Regions from separate parts of the Homo sapiens genome. Here region 2 is linked to region 1. Evidence: chromatin contacts called from ENCODE Hi-C or POLR2A ChIA-PET data. All regions are on one chromosome and are shown on one strand. The core of a region is the stretch at or near the end of the contact, and the rest is flanking DNA. Distances in the headings are between cores, read along the strand shown.

Region 1 (7,477 bases), core at 2,095-4,594:
AGTGTACGTGTAGAATGAGACAGGAAGAGACAGGCAAAGACACATTATGAAATGACTTGAATATCATGCTAAATTGTTGGGACTTGATTCCTGAGAGCCACTGAAAGCTTTTAAGTAAGGAAGTAGATAAAGTGGAGGCAGAAGAGGCTAGAGACAGAGGGAAATTCAACAAATGACTGGGTAAATTCAGGTTATCAGTGAATATTCACAATGGGAATCCCTAGGGAAGCTGAAATCAATACTGAGCAGAGAAACTTGAAAAGCCTTGCAACCAAGGTTTAAGAACTCCTGCTGCCCTTAGTTTCTCTAGCATATTCTCACTAGCACACTTCTTATTAATCCAGGCAGTTGCATATCAGATCCTAAAGGCATTTTTATAATATACCTCCTTTAGCCCACTTTGGTAAATGGTAATAGAACCAAAATAAGGCCGGGCACGGTAACTCACGCCTGTAATTCCAGCACTTTGGGAGCCTGAGGTGGGTGGATTACCTGAGGTCAGGAGTTTGAGACCAGCCTGACCAACATGGTAAAACCCCATCTCTACTAAAAATACAAAAAAAAATTGGCCAGGCACGGTGGCTCATGCCTGTAATCCCAGCACTTTGGGAGGCTGAGGCAGGTGATCACCTGAGGTCAGGAGTTTGAGACCAGCCTGACCAACATGGAGAAACCCCATCTCTACTAAAAATACAAAATTAGCCAGGGGTGGTGGCGCATGCCTGTAATCCCAGCTACTTTGGAGGCTGAGGCAGGAGAATCTCTTGAACCCGGGAGGCGGAGGTTGCAGTGAGCCAAGATCACGCCACGGCACTCCAGCCTGGGCGACAGAGCAAGACTCCATCTCAAAAAAAAAAAACAAAAACAAAACTGAAAAACTGAAATAGAGAAGAGAGATTAATATCTTGCAAGTATCTCAATAAAACATGTCCAAAATTAAATTCTTAATTCTGTTTTTCCTGTTCCCATAAGTGGCTCAATCATACCATCCAGTATCTCAAAGCAGAATCCTAAGTGCTGTCCTTCTCTTAGCCTTCTCCATTTCCCTTCCTAATCAAATCCATCTGTTCATCGTATACACTCTACCGCCAAAATATATTTAGAACCAGTCTATTTTTCAGCTTCTCTACTGCTTTTATGTTTGTATGAGTCTTCTTCACTTCTCACTTAAATTACATACTAGAATGATTTGAATTTTGCCTACCTCACTAACCTCTACCCTTGGAGGTTACCCAATTTGACAATAGTTCACACACTAAAAAGGATCTTAAGTCCTTGACAGAACATGCCCCAACAGAAATGAAATTCTAAAACAGCTTACAATCTTTATCTGCATTTCTAGACTTATAGTGACCAGAGCATTCCTATGCTAAGTAGTGGGGCTACTCTAGTAAGAAAGACAAACTTAGTCTCTGACCTCCTGGATTTGATTCTCTATCCAGAAGACTGTGGACAGTAACAGCCCCTCAGTTCTCAGTATTTATATTGCATCTTAAATCTTACATTCGGTTCTGAGCAATCTATTTTAGAGAGAAAAAATCTGTCAGAGCTAGAAGATAATGATGCAATTTGAAACCACGTCATAAAACAAATAACTGAATGATATTGGGACCTTTAGCCTAGAAAAAGAGAATTCAAAGCAGGAAAATGATTGCTGCTCTAACAAATTTCAAGAGCTGCTGAATTTCATGTGACTCCTAAGGGCAGAATTCATTAGCCCACAGAAATTACAAAGACATAGTTTTCATCTAAATAAAGTAAAAGGAAGAAATTGCTAATAATTAAATGAGCTGCTTGGGAAGAGTGAGATTATCATCAAAAATATTCACTCAAGCTGAATGCCCATCTGTTGTAGATGCCAGAGAGAGGATTCTTCTAGTACGTGGGTCCTTACATTAACTGAATTCTCAGGTCCTTACCAATGCTAAGATTTTACAAATAGGAAGGAAGAAAGAAAACAAATGGGGTTGGGCACAGTGGCTCACAGCTATAATTCCAACACTCTGGGAGACCAAAACAGGAGTATCTCTTGAGACTAGGAGTTCCAAACCAGCCTGGGCAACACAGCAAGATCCTGTTTCTAAAAAAATAAAAATAAAAAAAGTAGCCGGGCATGGTGGTGCATGCCTGTAGTCATAGCTATCTGGGAGGCTGAGGCAGAAGAATTGCTTGAGCCCAGGAATTTGAGGCTCCAGTGAGCTATGACTGCACCACTGCACTCCAGCCTGGTTGACAGAGCAAGACCCTGTCTCTGAAAAATAAAAATAAACAAAAGGGACATTAGAATAGTTATACAATGGATTATTTTTTAAAGGCTATATTATTTCTCCCCCACCCCCAATATCCCCAAGGACACCAGAGAAGGGCTATATTATAAACTCAAGAGTCACCATTTGGATTAGGAGAATAAGGGGGTAAAAGCAAAAGTAAAGGATAATAGGCCCTTTTACTTCCCTAGTCAGAGGACAGAAACTAGTGACATTCTTTCAGACAGAAAGAAAATATGTTCAAGTATGAAGGTTTCAAAACTATGCTAGAAAACAGCTTCTTTCCTGATAAAAATCAATCCCCCAAAACCACAGGAAAGTATCTTTCCTTTCTAACTCAATTTAAGTACACTAATTAGCACCTCTAGAATAGGATAATCACCAATGTGGTCTTTGGATGAAAATGGTAATTTAAAATTTACAAAAGAGTTTCTTCAGAATTCTTCCTCTATCCTCTTGAAATTATTTGAATGTTAAATTACTCTTTATGAAGCCTTGCAGTGGCTCACACCTGTAATCTCAGCCCTTTGGGAGTCCAAGGTGGGAGGATTGCTTGAGCCCAGGAGTTTGAAACCAGCCTGGGCAGCATAGTGAGACCATGTCTCTACTAAAGGAAAAAAAAAAAATTAGCCAAGCATAGTTTCATGAGCCTGTAGTCCCAGCTCCACAGGAACGTGAGGTGGGAGAACTGCCTGAGCCCAGGAGTTGGAGGCTGCGGTGAATCATGATCACACTACTGCACTCCAGCCTGGGCAACAGAGCAAGACTCTGTCTAAAAAAAAAAAAACTGCTTGCCATACTGAGTGAATCAGGAATGTCACTGAGCATGATCATGCTGTTTTCAAAAACTTGGTTTTTAATTTAAGTCATTTCTATGGTGACTAATACCGCTGAATCAACTCATTCAAAGATATTTTTAAATAAACAAACTCTTACTCATCTTCTTCTAAGAAGATGAAAACACATTCTTTACTTCTCTAGAGAATTCAGGCATATACTTAAAAGATGTCTGGATATAGTCTAAAAGTGTACCACCTGGGCCCAGGCCCTCCCAGAAAATACACTACTGGATCAATGATTACTGAGCATCAATGAGGACAATGTGAAACAAAAAAAATTCATCTCCACCGAATTGAGTTTTATTTCTTTTAAGTGTCAAAGTGGGCTGGGTTTGGTGGCTCAAGCCTGTAATCCTAGCACACTTTGGGAAGCCTAAGCAGGCAGATCACTTGAGCCTAGGAGTTCAAGATCAGTCTGGTCTAGACAACATGGTGAAACCTTATCTCTACAAAGGATACAAAAAATTAGCTGGGCATGGTAGCGTGCACCTGTAGTCCCAGCTACGGGGGCAGGGTAGGGGTGGGTATGGGGTGGTGAGCCTGAGGTGGGAGGATCAGCTGAGCGCGGAGGTCGAGACTGTAGTGAGCTGTGATCGCTGCACTCCAGACTGGGTGACAGAATGAGACCCTGTCTCAAAAGAAAAAAAAGTGTCAAAGTGTATTATTTTAGCCATTCTAGATGGAAATCTTTATGAAATGGATTATATGCTTCCTTGTTTCATTTTTTAAATCTATAGACCATAATTGAGTCGTTATTGATTTAGTCATCATTATGAACCTGAATTACTACGCAGTGCTAATGTCCTCATAGGCTACTGAAGTCTATAGTGATGATTAGCTCTTTCAGAAAGATATCTGAATACTGTGCTTTTTTATTTTTTGTATCTGCCTTTATTAGGTTTCCTATTTGCTCATTTGAAGAGTTAACTCACATTTCTTGCTGATGTCAAAGTGGCCTGCCAACAAGCATCTTCCAATGTCTCTTCTTCTAATCTGTTATTGGCTAATCTACATTGATTCAGAAACCAGATAGCCAAGTGTGTTAAAATTTTGTTTAAAGAGTAAATGCAACCGGGCGCGGTGGCTCATGCCTGTAATCCCAGCACTTTGAGAAGCCGAAGCCAGGTGGATCACTTGAGGTCAGGAGTTCAAGATGAGCCTGGTCAACATGGTGAAACCCAGTCTCTACTAAAAATACAAAAATTAGCCAGGCATGGTGGCAGGCGCTTGTAATCCCAGCTACTTGGGAGGCTGAGGCAGAAGAATCACTTGAACCTGGGAGGCAGAGGTTGCAGTGAGCCAAGATCGCGCCACTGCACTCCAGCCTGGGCGACAGAGGGACACTGTCCCAAAAAAAAAAAAAAAAAAAAAAAGAAAGAAAGAAAGAAAAAAAAAAGATTAAATGCGGCCGGGTGTGGTGGCTCATGCCTGTAATTCCAGCACTTTGGGAGGCCAAGGCAGGCAGATCACATGAGGTCAAGAGTTCAAGACCAACCTGGCCAACATGGTGAAACCCTCTCTCTACTGAAAATACAAAAATTAGCTGGGCGTAGTGGCACGCGCCTGTAATCCCAGCTACTCAGGAGGCTGAGACAGGAGAATCGTCTGAACCTGGGAGGTGGAGGCTGCAGTGAGCCGAGATCGCACCTTTGCACTCAGCCTGGGCGACAGAGCAAGACTCCATCTCCAAAAAAAGAGAGTAAATGCTAAGGAAGAGTAAGACTAATGCTTCACATTACTGGACAACTTCAATGCATGGATTTTATGAAATCACTTCTAGCTCTTCAAGTACCACATAAGCCTAAAGTTTCCATTATATTGTGTCTAGTTGAGGCTATAAGGTAAGTGACCTTCAGATCAATCACACCATGACTATTCTCTTTCTTTCCAAGTTGAGATTAAAAGTCTTTAATGCCATTATTTATATAAGGTGTTGTATCCATATAAACTCTCCCGGAAAACATAAAACAATGGAATAATTTAGCCTGAAAATGTAACTGAAAGGAAGGAGAACCACACATAAAATGCTTACTAGCCTTAAAAATTTCAAGGTAAATATAAACAAAGCCTGAAGATTTCTAGCTACAAAGGGGTTTTAGTTAAGAGTATGGAACTTTCCTTACTCTCTTATTTTTAGTTTCTTAGAGCCAACTCAATCTAACAATATTTACTTTAAAATTTTGAAACTCAAATACCATAAGACTATTTTAGTAAATTTCACTTTAACCAGAAAACTACAGTAAATTAACTATCAAATATCATCTAGTAAGAATACAAGTGGGAATCACAAACATGAACTGGATCATGGATTGTTTTAGCAGATACTCTGGAAATTGGAATAGATGCAGCAGTTGTCTCTTACCATTGTTAAGTATGAAAAATATACTACAGGCCACCAGAAAATATAATACTGGCACAGAGACAAGATTTAGTACCAGTTTGAATATTTCAAATAATCCGCTATTTGCTGAAAGTATTCAATAAAATTATTGACTAAGCTTGATGACAGTTTTCTCTCCCAGAAAAGCCTCTACTATGGGACTGAATTCTGAGCAGTAAACAATAATTTTTTGGTGATGTGAACATATCAGAAACTTTAGCAGAGAATAATAATTTCACACAGTTTTGTTTTTTGTTTGTTTGTTTGTTTTTTGAGACAGAGTCTCGCTCTGTCGCCCAGGCTGGAGTACAGCGGCACGATCTTGGCTCACTGCAAGCTCTGCCTCCCAGGTTCACGCCATTCTCCTGCCTCAGCCTCCCGAGTAGCTGGGACTACAGGTGCCCACCGCCACGCCCGGCTAATTTTTTGTATTTTTTTAGTAGAGACGGAGTTTCACCGTGTTAGCCAGGATGGTCTCAATCTTGTGACCTCGTGATCCGCCCGCCTCAGCCTACCAAAGTGCTGGGATTACAGGCTTGAGCCACTGCGACCGGCCAATTTTTTGTATTTTTAGTACAGACGGGGTTTCACCGTGTTAGCCAGGATGGTCACGATCTCCTGACCTCGTGATCCACCCGCCTCGGCCTCCTAAAGTGCTGGGATTACAGGCGTGAGCCACTGCGCCCGGCTAATTTCACACAGTTTTTATGCTGAGAAAAGAGGTCACAGTCAAACACGTAAGCTTACTACAAATAAATTCTAAAAACATTTAAAGAAAAGTAAGACATGGGCTGGGCGTGGTGGCTCATGCCTGTAATCCCAACGCTTTGGGAGGCCAAGGCAGGTGGATCACTTGAGGTCAGGAGTTCGAGACTAGCCTGGTCAACATGGTGAGACCCTGTCTCTATTAAAAATACAAAAATTAACCAGGCATGGTGGTGGGTGCCTGTAATCCCAGCTACTGGAGAGACTGAGGCACAAGAATCACTTGAACCGAGGAGGTGGAGGTTGCAGTGAGCTGAGACTGTGCCACTGCACCGCAGCTTGGGTGACAGGGCAAGACTCTGTCTTAAAAAAAAAAAAAAAAAAGTACGGCATGATTGCATGTCCAAAGATTCTATAAGAATATAGAACTTGTTAGGATAAGGCAATTCTAGAAAGCGAAGTTCATTTAGTTTGTGTTTTTTTTTTGGGGGGTGGGGGGTTTTGGAGGCAGAGTATCACTTTATCCCCCAGGCTGGAGTCCAGTGGTGCGATCTCAGCTCACTGTAACTTCTGCCTCCCAGGTTCAAGTGATTGTCACGTCTCAGCCTCCTAAGTAGCTGGCATTACAGGTGCGCACCACCATGCACAGCTAAATTTTGTATTTTTAGTAGAGACGGGGGTCTCACCATGTTGGCCAGGCTGGTCTCGAACTTCTGGCGTCAGGTGATCCACCCGTCTCGGCCTCCCAAAGCGCTGGGATTATAGGTGTGAGCCACTGCGCCCGGCCTCATTTAGTTTTATAATTGCAGTTTTTGCCATTGAAAGTAACGGCAAAAACTGCAATTACTTTTGCATCAACCTAATACATTTCACAGTTTTATATTAAGTGTCAGGTTCTTTTCTAAGCCCTGGGAATATGGCAGTGGAATATTCTCTATACAATCATAAATTTTTAGAAAAACATGAGGAAATATGGCAGTGGAATTTTCTCTATACAATCATAAATTTTTAGAAAAACATGAGGAAATGATTAAAGACAGTCATGAAGAGTGGGGATATTATAAGGACATATGTACAAAAACAGAGTTTTGTTTGTTTGTTTGTTTGTTTGTTTTGAGATGGAGTCTTGCTCTATCGCTAGGCTGGAGTGCAGTGGTGTGATCTCGGCTCACTGCAACCTCCACCTCCCGGGTTCAAGAGATTCTCCTGCCTCAGCCTCCCGAGTAGCTGGGACTAAAGGAGTGCCACCACACCCAGGTAATTTTTGCATTTTTAGTAGAGACAGG
Region 2 (7,740 bases), core at 3,268-5,767, 72 kb before region 1:
CATGCCTGTAATCCCAGCTACTCGGGAGGCTGAGGCAGGAGAATTGTTTGAACCTGGGAGGCAGAGGTTGCGGTGAGCCGAGATCACGCCATTGCACTCCAGCCTAGGCAACGAGAGCAAAACTCCGTCTCAAAAAAAGAAAATAATAAAGATATCAGCTGGCATGAGTTAAACTATATATAATAGGAAAAAAACAACAAAACCAAAAGTTGGTTCTTTGAAAAACTTAAGACAATTACTTTGTACCCCATAAATATATACAATTATAAATTGTCAGCCAGGCTCGGTGGCTCACTCACGCCCGTAATCCCAGAACTTTGGGAGGCCGAAGCAGGTAGATTACTTGAGGTCAGGAGGTAGAGACCAGCCTGACCAACATGGTGAAACCTCGTCTCTACTAAAAATACAAAAATTAGCCGGGCATGGTGGCGCATGCCTGTAATCCCAGCTACTTGGGAGGCTGAGGCGGGAGAATCGCTTGAACTTGGGAGGCAGAAGTTGCAGTGAGCCGAGATCACGCCATTCCAGCCTGGGCAGCAAGAGTGAAACTCCACCTCAAAAATAAATACATACATACATACATACATACATACATAAATTGTCAATTTACAATATAAAAAAGAAAAGATTAATAAAATCAATATACCTCTACCAAGGCTATTCGAAACAAAAAGGTACAACTTACCAATATCAGGAATGCAAAAGTGGACCCTGCTATAGTTCTTACAGATATTGAAAAGATACCCAGCTTTATGTAAATATATTTGGAAATTTAGATAAAATGCACATTTCCTAGAAAAACACAACTAGGCCAGGTGCGATGACTCACACCTATAATCCCAGCACTTTGAGAAGCCAAGGTGGGAGGACTGCTTGAGCCCAGGTGTTCAAGATCAGCCTGGGCAACACAGTAAGACCTTGTCTCTACAAAAAAAAAAAAAAAAAATTAGCCAGGCGCGGTAGCGTGAACTTGTGGTACCAGCTACTCAGGACGCTGAGGTGGGAGGATCATTTGGGCCTGGGAGGTCAAGGCTACAGCAAGCTATGACGGCACTACTGCACTCCAGCCTGAGAGAGCTAAGACTCTCTCTCCAAAAAAAAAAAAAAAAGGAAAGAAAGAAAGAAAAAAGAAACACAATTTATCAAAACTGAAACAAGAACTAGAACATTTTAATAGTCCCTTATCTAATAAAGACACTGAATCTGTAAGTAAAGAACCTCCCACAGTGAGATCTCTAGGACCAGATATGGCTTCATAGGCGAATTCTTCTAAACAGTAACAAAGAAATGACAACAGTCTTTAACAAACTCTTCCAGAGAACAGAAAAAGAAGGAATTCTTCTCAATTTATTTTATGAGACCAGCATAAACTCGAAACTAAAACCTGACCACAACATTACAAAAGGAAAATTATAGGCCTATCTCTCTTATGAAAATAGTTGTAGAAATCCTAAAACAATAAAAAAGAAAAGAGTATTACGACCAATTCGAACTTACTCCAAAAATTCTTAGGTCGTTTAAAAATTGAAAGTAAAAATAATATACCACATTAACATAAAAAGGAGAAAAATCATTTTATTATATCAACTGATGAAGTAAAAAGCATTTGATAAAAGTAACACTAATTCACAATTAAAATGTGTAGGAAACTAGAATGACAACTTCCTTATATGATAAAGAAAATACCATATAAGGAAGCTTGATGAAATACTGAAGCTTTTGCCCTAAAATTGGGAAAGATGATAGTTATTAATGCTTGTATTCAGCATTACATTGGACGTTCTAGCCAGCAACAAAGCAATTAAAGAAATTAAAAATGCGAGATGGAAAGGAAGACATACAACAATCATTATTTTCAGTTGATGTTGAGTACACAATAATGTATACCCCAAATAATCCACAGATAAACCATTAAAATTAATAATAAATTTTTTAGGGCTGGGTGTGGTGGCTCACGCTTGTAATCCCAGCACTTTGGGAGGCCGAGGTGGGTGGATCACGAGGTCAGGAGTTCGAGAACAGCCTGACCAACAGGGTGAAACCTCGTCTCTACTAAAAATACAAAAAATTAGCCGGGCATGGTGGTGGCGTGCACCTGTAATCCCAGCTACTCAGGAGGCTGAGGCAGGAGAGTCACTTGAACCCAGGAGGCAGAGGTTGCAGTGAGCCGAGATAGTGCCACTGCACTCCAGTCTGAGTGACAGAGTGAGACTCTGTCTCAAAAAAAAAATAAAATTAAATTAAAAAAAAATTTTTTTAGTAAGATTACTGAGTATAAGGTCAAACTAGAAAAATTAATTGTATTTCTATGTACCAAAACAATTGAACAAAAAATAAAAAATTTAGGATACCATTTATTTTATTTTGTTTTATTTTATTTTATTTTAGAGACAGGGTCTCACTCTGTTGCCCAGGCTGCAGTGCAGTGGCACAAGCACAGCTCACTGCAGCCTTAACCTCCTAGGCTGAAGTGATCCTCCTGCCTCAGCCTTCCATGTAGTTGGGACCACAGGTGTGCACTACCATGCTCAGCTAATTTTTTTTTTTTTTTTTTTAGAGACAGGGTCTTGCCATGTTGCCCAGGCTGGTCTTGAACTCTCAGACTCAAGCGATCCTCCCACCTTGGCCTCCCAAAGTACTGGGATTATAGGCATGAGGCACTGCAACCAGCCAAAAACCAAAAGATACCATTTAAGATAGCAAACGATGGCTGGGTGTGGTGGCTCACTCTTGTAATCCTAGCACTTTGGGGAGCCAAGGTGGGAGGATTGCCTGAGCCTGGGAATTTGAGACCAGCCTGGGCAACATGGCAAGACCCTGTCTCTAAAAAAAAAAAAAAAAATTAGCTGGGCATGGTGGCATGCACCTGTAGTCCTAGCTACTTGTGAGGCTGAGGTGGGAGGATCACCTGGGCCTGGGAGACTGAGGCTGCAGTGACTTGTGATCGCTCCATCGCACTCCAGCCTGGATGACAGAGTGAGACCCTATCTAATAATATTAATATAAAATAGCAAATGACATCAAATCTGTAAGAATAAATCTAATGAAAGATGCACAAGTTACCTACACCAAAAATCACAAAACATTACTGAGAGAAATTAAAGGAAACCCAAACAAAAGGAGGGTTATAGCATGTTTGTGAATCAGAAGACTCAATATTATAATACCAATTATCTCCAAACTGATCCATATAATCAACTAAATCCCAATAAAAGTATTAAGACTTTTTTAGTGGAAATAGAAAATCTGATTCTACAATATATAAGATAACGCTAAGGGCTAAAAATAGCCAAGATAATCTTAGAGAATATTGTTAGAGAATTTAAACACTTATAAAAGCTAGAATAATTAAGATAGTGTGGTATTGACACAAGGGTACACAAAGATCAATACAAGAGATTAGAGAGACCAGAAATGAACTCCCAAATTTATGGTCACCTGATTTATAACAAAGGTGACACTGGAATGCAGTAGGGAAAGAATGGTATTTTATTTTATTTTATTGTTATTTTTGAGACGGAGTCTCACTCTGTCATCCAGGCTGGAGTGCAGGCGCGATCTCAGCTCACTGCAACTTCTGCCTCCTGGGGTCAAGCGATTCTCCTGCCTCAGCGTCCTGAGTAGCTGGGAATTCAGGCATGTGCCACCATGCCCAGCTAACTGGCTAATATTTTTGTATTTTTAGTAGAGACAGGGTTTCAACATGTCAGCCTGGTTGGTCTCGAACTCCTGACCTCAAATGATCCGCCCGCCTCAGCCTCCCAAAGTGCTGGGATTACAGGTGTGAGCCACCACATCCAGCCAATATTTATTTATTAAATACACTGTAGCAAGAACTGTGGTAATTACCATGAAAAGTTAAGACCATACATCTTAAAAAAAAATTCAGAATATAAATGTAATAAGGCAGTCAAGATGTGATTTCTGTAAAGCTTTCTAACTTGTTCAAGGTACCAAAGCTCATTAACACTTGACTCTTTGGTTATCTTTGCTATCAGGAAAAGACAATACATCAGGCATAGTATCTATATAACCATGAAACTCCATTTAGCAAGGAAAGCCATGGAACATGCTATCAGACAGACCTGGATTTTTGTCATAGTTTGCAACTTACTGTCTGTGAGATGCTGAACAAGTCACTTAAACTTTCCAACCTCAGTTTTCTCACCTGAAAAATGGGGATAAAAAGATAATTCCCCACACATAAGGTAAACTAGAAGTAAGGTGATTTACTGGACAAGGAGGGAGATGCCTGATATTGTTATCTGAATATGGCAAAGACATGAAGATTAAATGATTATGCCTCAAACTTAACTTATCCACAGTAGGAGTTTTTATTTTCCATATCCCCAACTCTGCTACTCTCCCAGATTTTCTCATTCTACTAAATGATTAAGCCAAGCAATAAAACTTGAGTTTCTTTTCCTTATCATCTCCAATACTTAATTTGTCAGCAATTCAGTCAGCCCTATCTCCAAATGTATCCCTGACTACTTTTCCCTGTCTTTGTTGCCAACACTCAAGTCCAGGCTGTCCCAGACTCTGCAACAGCCTTCGCCCTGCTTTTCACTGACACTTCAATGGACTATTCAGCTGTCAGCGATCTTTTAAAAATGGGATTCAGATTGCATCACTCCCTCTAATAGCTTCCCAGTGCAAATGAAATACAATCTAAACTCTTTACTGTGACCCACAAGGCCCTATACAATCTGGCTCCCACCTACTTCTCCGACCTCACTTATTTTGTACTCCTCGCCCCTTCATTTTCTGGAATCTAGACCTATGCTGTCTGATATGTGAGCTACACACCACATGTGGCTATTTAAATTGGAATTAAAATTCCGTTCCTCAGGCACATAGCCACATTTCAAGTTCTTAGCTTAGCAGCTATTGGCTGCTGAACTGGATATCACAAAATGAAAGATTTCCATCAGCACAGAAAGGTCCATGGGACAGCACTGCTCTAGACACATGGCAAGCTCATTCCTACTTTCAGGACTTTGTACTTGCTACTCCCTCTTCTGCAAGGCTCTTTCCCCAGATTTTGAGATGGCCGGCTCCTTCACATAATTCAGGTCTCAGCTCAAATGAAGCTCCTCAAAGAAGCCTTCTAAATTAGATTGGACCATCCAATCTGAAATACTCCTTAATTTCCCCCATCCCCAGATAGTCTATATCCCTCATCCTGTTTTATTTTCTCCACAGCATTCATCACCATCTGAAATTATTTTGTTTTATTCTTCTTTGTTTCCAATGACAGAAGGTAAGCTCCATGAAGGCAGAGACTATGTTTGTGTGCTCACGGCTGTATCTCTAGTGACTGGAATACCATCTGGCCCATAGGAAAAATTGTTGAACAAAGTAATAAATATGTATCTGAAAGAACATGAGTTTTGGAGTTAAACCAACCTGAATTTCACTCTTAGCACTTCCATTTACCAGATGTCACGTCTTATGAAAAGTCATTTTAATCTCCAAGCCTAGTTCATAGTGTTTTCATGAAGATTAAGACAAAGCATGCAACATGCCTTGTATTGTTACTATTAAAACAGCCCCTCAGGAGAGTAGAAAAACACCAAAAAAAAAAAAGTTGGGGGGTGTCATGTCTATAATCTCAGCACTTTGGGAGGCTGAGGCAGGCAGATTACTTGAGGCCAGGAGTTCAAGACTAGCCTAGCCAACATGGTGAAACCCCATCTCCACTAAAAATACAAAAATTAGCCAGGTATGGTGGCACATGCCTGTAATCCCAGCTACTTGGGAGGCTGAGGTACGAGAATCACTTGAATCTTGGAGGCGGAGGTTGCAGTGAGCTGAGACTGTGCCACTGCACTCCAGCTTGGGTGACAGAGTGAGGCTCTGTCTCAAAAAAAACAAAACAAAACAAAACAAAAAAAACAAAAAAGCATGACTCACAGTATGGAAGCACAAAAGTCCTACTGCTTAGGTGATCTTTTTTCCAAATGTGGCTGACCCCTTCCTGATTCCTCTAAATTAAGGACATATGCTCTCATAATGCCTTGTTTCTTCCACTATGATGAATATTATAATATCCTCCATTAGGTTAAGAATTGAATGAGGGCAGGGACTCTCACTATAATATCTCTTGCACCTAGCTCATTACCTAGCACAAGAGATGACTAAACTATGAAACCAAGAGGAACATTGTAAAAATGATCTTTTCACATTCTATTATAAAATTTCCTCACATCATGGAAAGAAATACTTGCTCAATTAGTAGGGAACTTCCAAATGGTGACTATGGCTGCTGTACAATGGTCTACATATCTCATGAGAGGGTCTGCATACATCTACAAACCAGAATATAGTAGCATGGTTCCAGATGATACAAATGTTACAGCCAGAAAAACAGCATCTTAATGATAGCTAACATTTTGTGGGGGGAACTCATTAAGTGGCAGCCATTGTGCTAAATACCATACATATGCCACCTCATTTATTCCTCATGAAAACTCTTTGAGGTAGTATGATACTATCATCATCTCCATTTTACAAATGATAAAACTGAGGCACAGAGAAATGAAGTAATTTGCCTAGGAACATAGCTCATAAATGCTAGGGTTGATATTGGAATCAGGTCTGTCTGATTCCAGAACCCAAATCCTTAACCTGTTCTATTAATAGATGGTTCTATTAAGATTAGACAATTAGTAAGATCCCTTTCATTTTACCACTGAGCTTCTTTTTTTTTTTTGAGACGGCGTCCCACTCTGCACACTATATATGCACATAACAACATGTATCTTGCTTTTACAGTAGATAGCATAGGCTTGTACACTGGTAACAAATAATAAAGGTAATCAATAATACCCTATTTGGATTATTGCCTTCTGAACTTATATCTTTTACTTTATTTTATTTTGAGACAGAGTCTCACTCTGTTGCCCAGGCTGGAGTACAGAGGTGCCATCTCAGCTCACTGCAACCTCTGCCTCCCAGGTTTAAGCAATTCTCGTGCCTCAGCCTCCTGAGTAGCTGGGATTACAGGCGTGCGCCACCAAGCCCAGCTAATTTTTGTACCTTTAGTAGAGGCAGGGTTGCGCCCTGTTCGCTAGGCTGGTCTTGAACTCCTGACCTCAAGTGATCCTCCTGCCTCGGGCTCCCAAAGTGCTGGGATTACAGGCATGAGCCACCATGCCCGGCCCTTCTGAACATTTATTTATTTATTTATTTATTTATTTATTTATTTATTTAATTTATTTATTTATGAGACACTCTCACTCTGTCTCCCAGGCTGGAGTCCAATGGCGCAATCTTGGCTCACTGCAGCCTCCGCCTCCCGGGTTTAAGCGATTCTCATGCCTCAGCCTCCTGTGTAGCTGGGATTACAGACGTGCGCCACCATGCCCAGCTGATTTTTGTATTTTTACTAGAGACAGGGTTTCACCATGTCAGCCAGGCTGATCTCGAACTTCTGGCCTCATGTGATCCATCCACCTTGGCCTCCCAAAGTGCTGCGATTATAGGTGTGAGCCACCGCACCCAGCCTGAATTTTTATTTATTAGCCACTCTTTTTTTAGTGACATAAGGAACTGAATGTAGCTTATTACCTCGTTTCAGTAATGGGCTCAAATGCTAACTTAGAAGATCCTCCCACAATATATCAATTCAGACAGGTCTTCTGTCAGTATATACAATCACGAAATTTGTGTATTTCCTCCCTATTTTATTTAAACATTTGGAGACTCCAACAATGGGATATTGGAGTTTCCTATCCA

Evidence for each region. Hi-C counts contacts between places; a loop is a spot of excess contacts on that map. ChIA-PET counts read pairs that join two places held with the same protein, here RNA polymerase II (POLR2A). Pooled maps may share reads with other maps.
Region 2: a loop to region 1 is called in a pooled map, with 3 times the contacts of the local background. The contact joins two enhancer-like sites. A Hi-C loop is called at or near these places in 1 of 168 maps with a recorded cell type or tissue (gastrocnemius medialis) and 7 of 50 pooled maps. POLR2A ChIA-PET finds 5 or more read pairs at or near these places in 7 of 52 experiments (CD8-positive, alpha-beta T cell, GM10248, OCI-LY7 and 4 more).

Annotation. Positions count from the first base shown.
Region 1 is chr1:28,968,183-28,975,659 of GRCh38, reverse strand. All of the region lies in intron 1 of EPB41 (erythrocyte membrane protein band 4.1), which reads right to left. Among named protein-coding and RNA genes, the nearest start is that of EPB41, 57 kb to the right of the region's middle. Within about 2 kb of position 3,344, at least 3 of the 41 ENCODE cell types and tissues checked have a DNase peak (open chromatin) inside an H3K27ac peak, as active enhancers do.
Region 2 is chr1:29,040,623-29,048,362 of GRCh38, reverse strand. The region is part of intron 11 of EPB41 (erythrocyte membrane protein band 4.1); the gene reads right to left. Among named protein-coding and RNA genes, the nearest start is that of TMEM200B, 79 kb to the left of the region's middle. Within about 2 kb of position 4,517, at least 2 of the 41 ENCODE cell types and tissues checked have a DNase peak (open chromatin) inside an H3K27ac peak, as active enhancers do.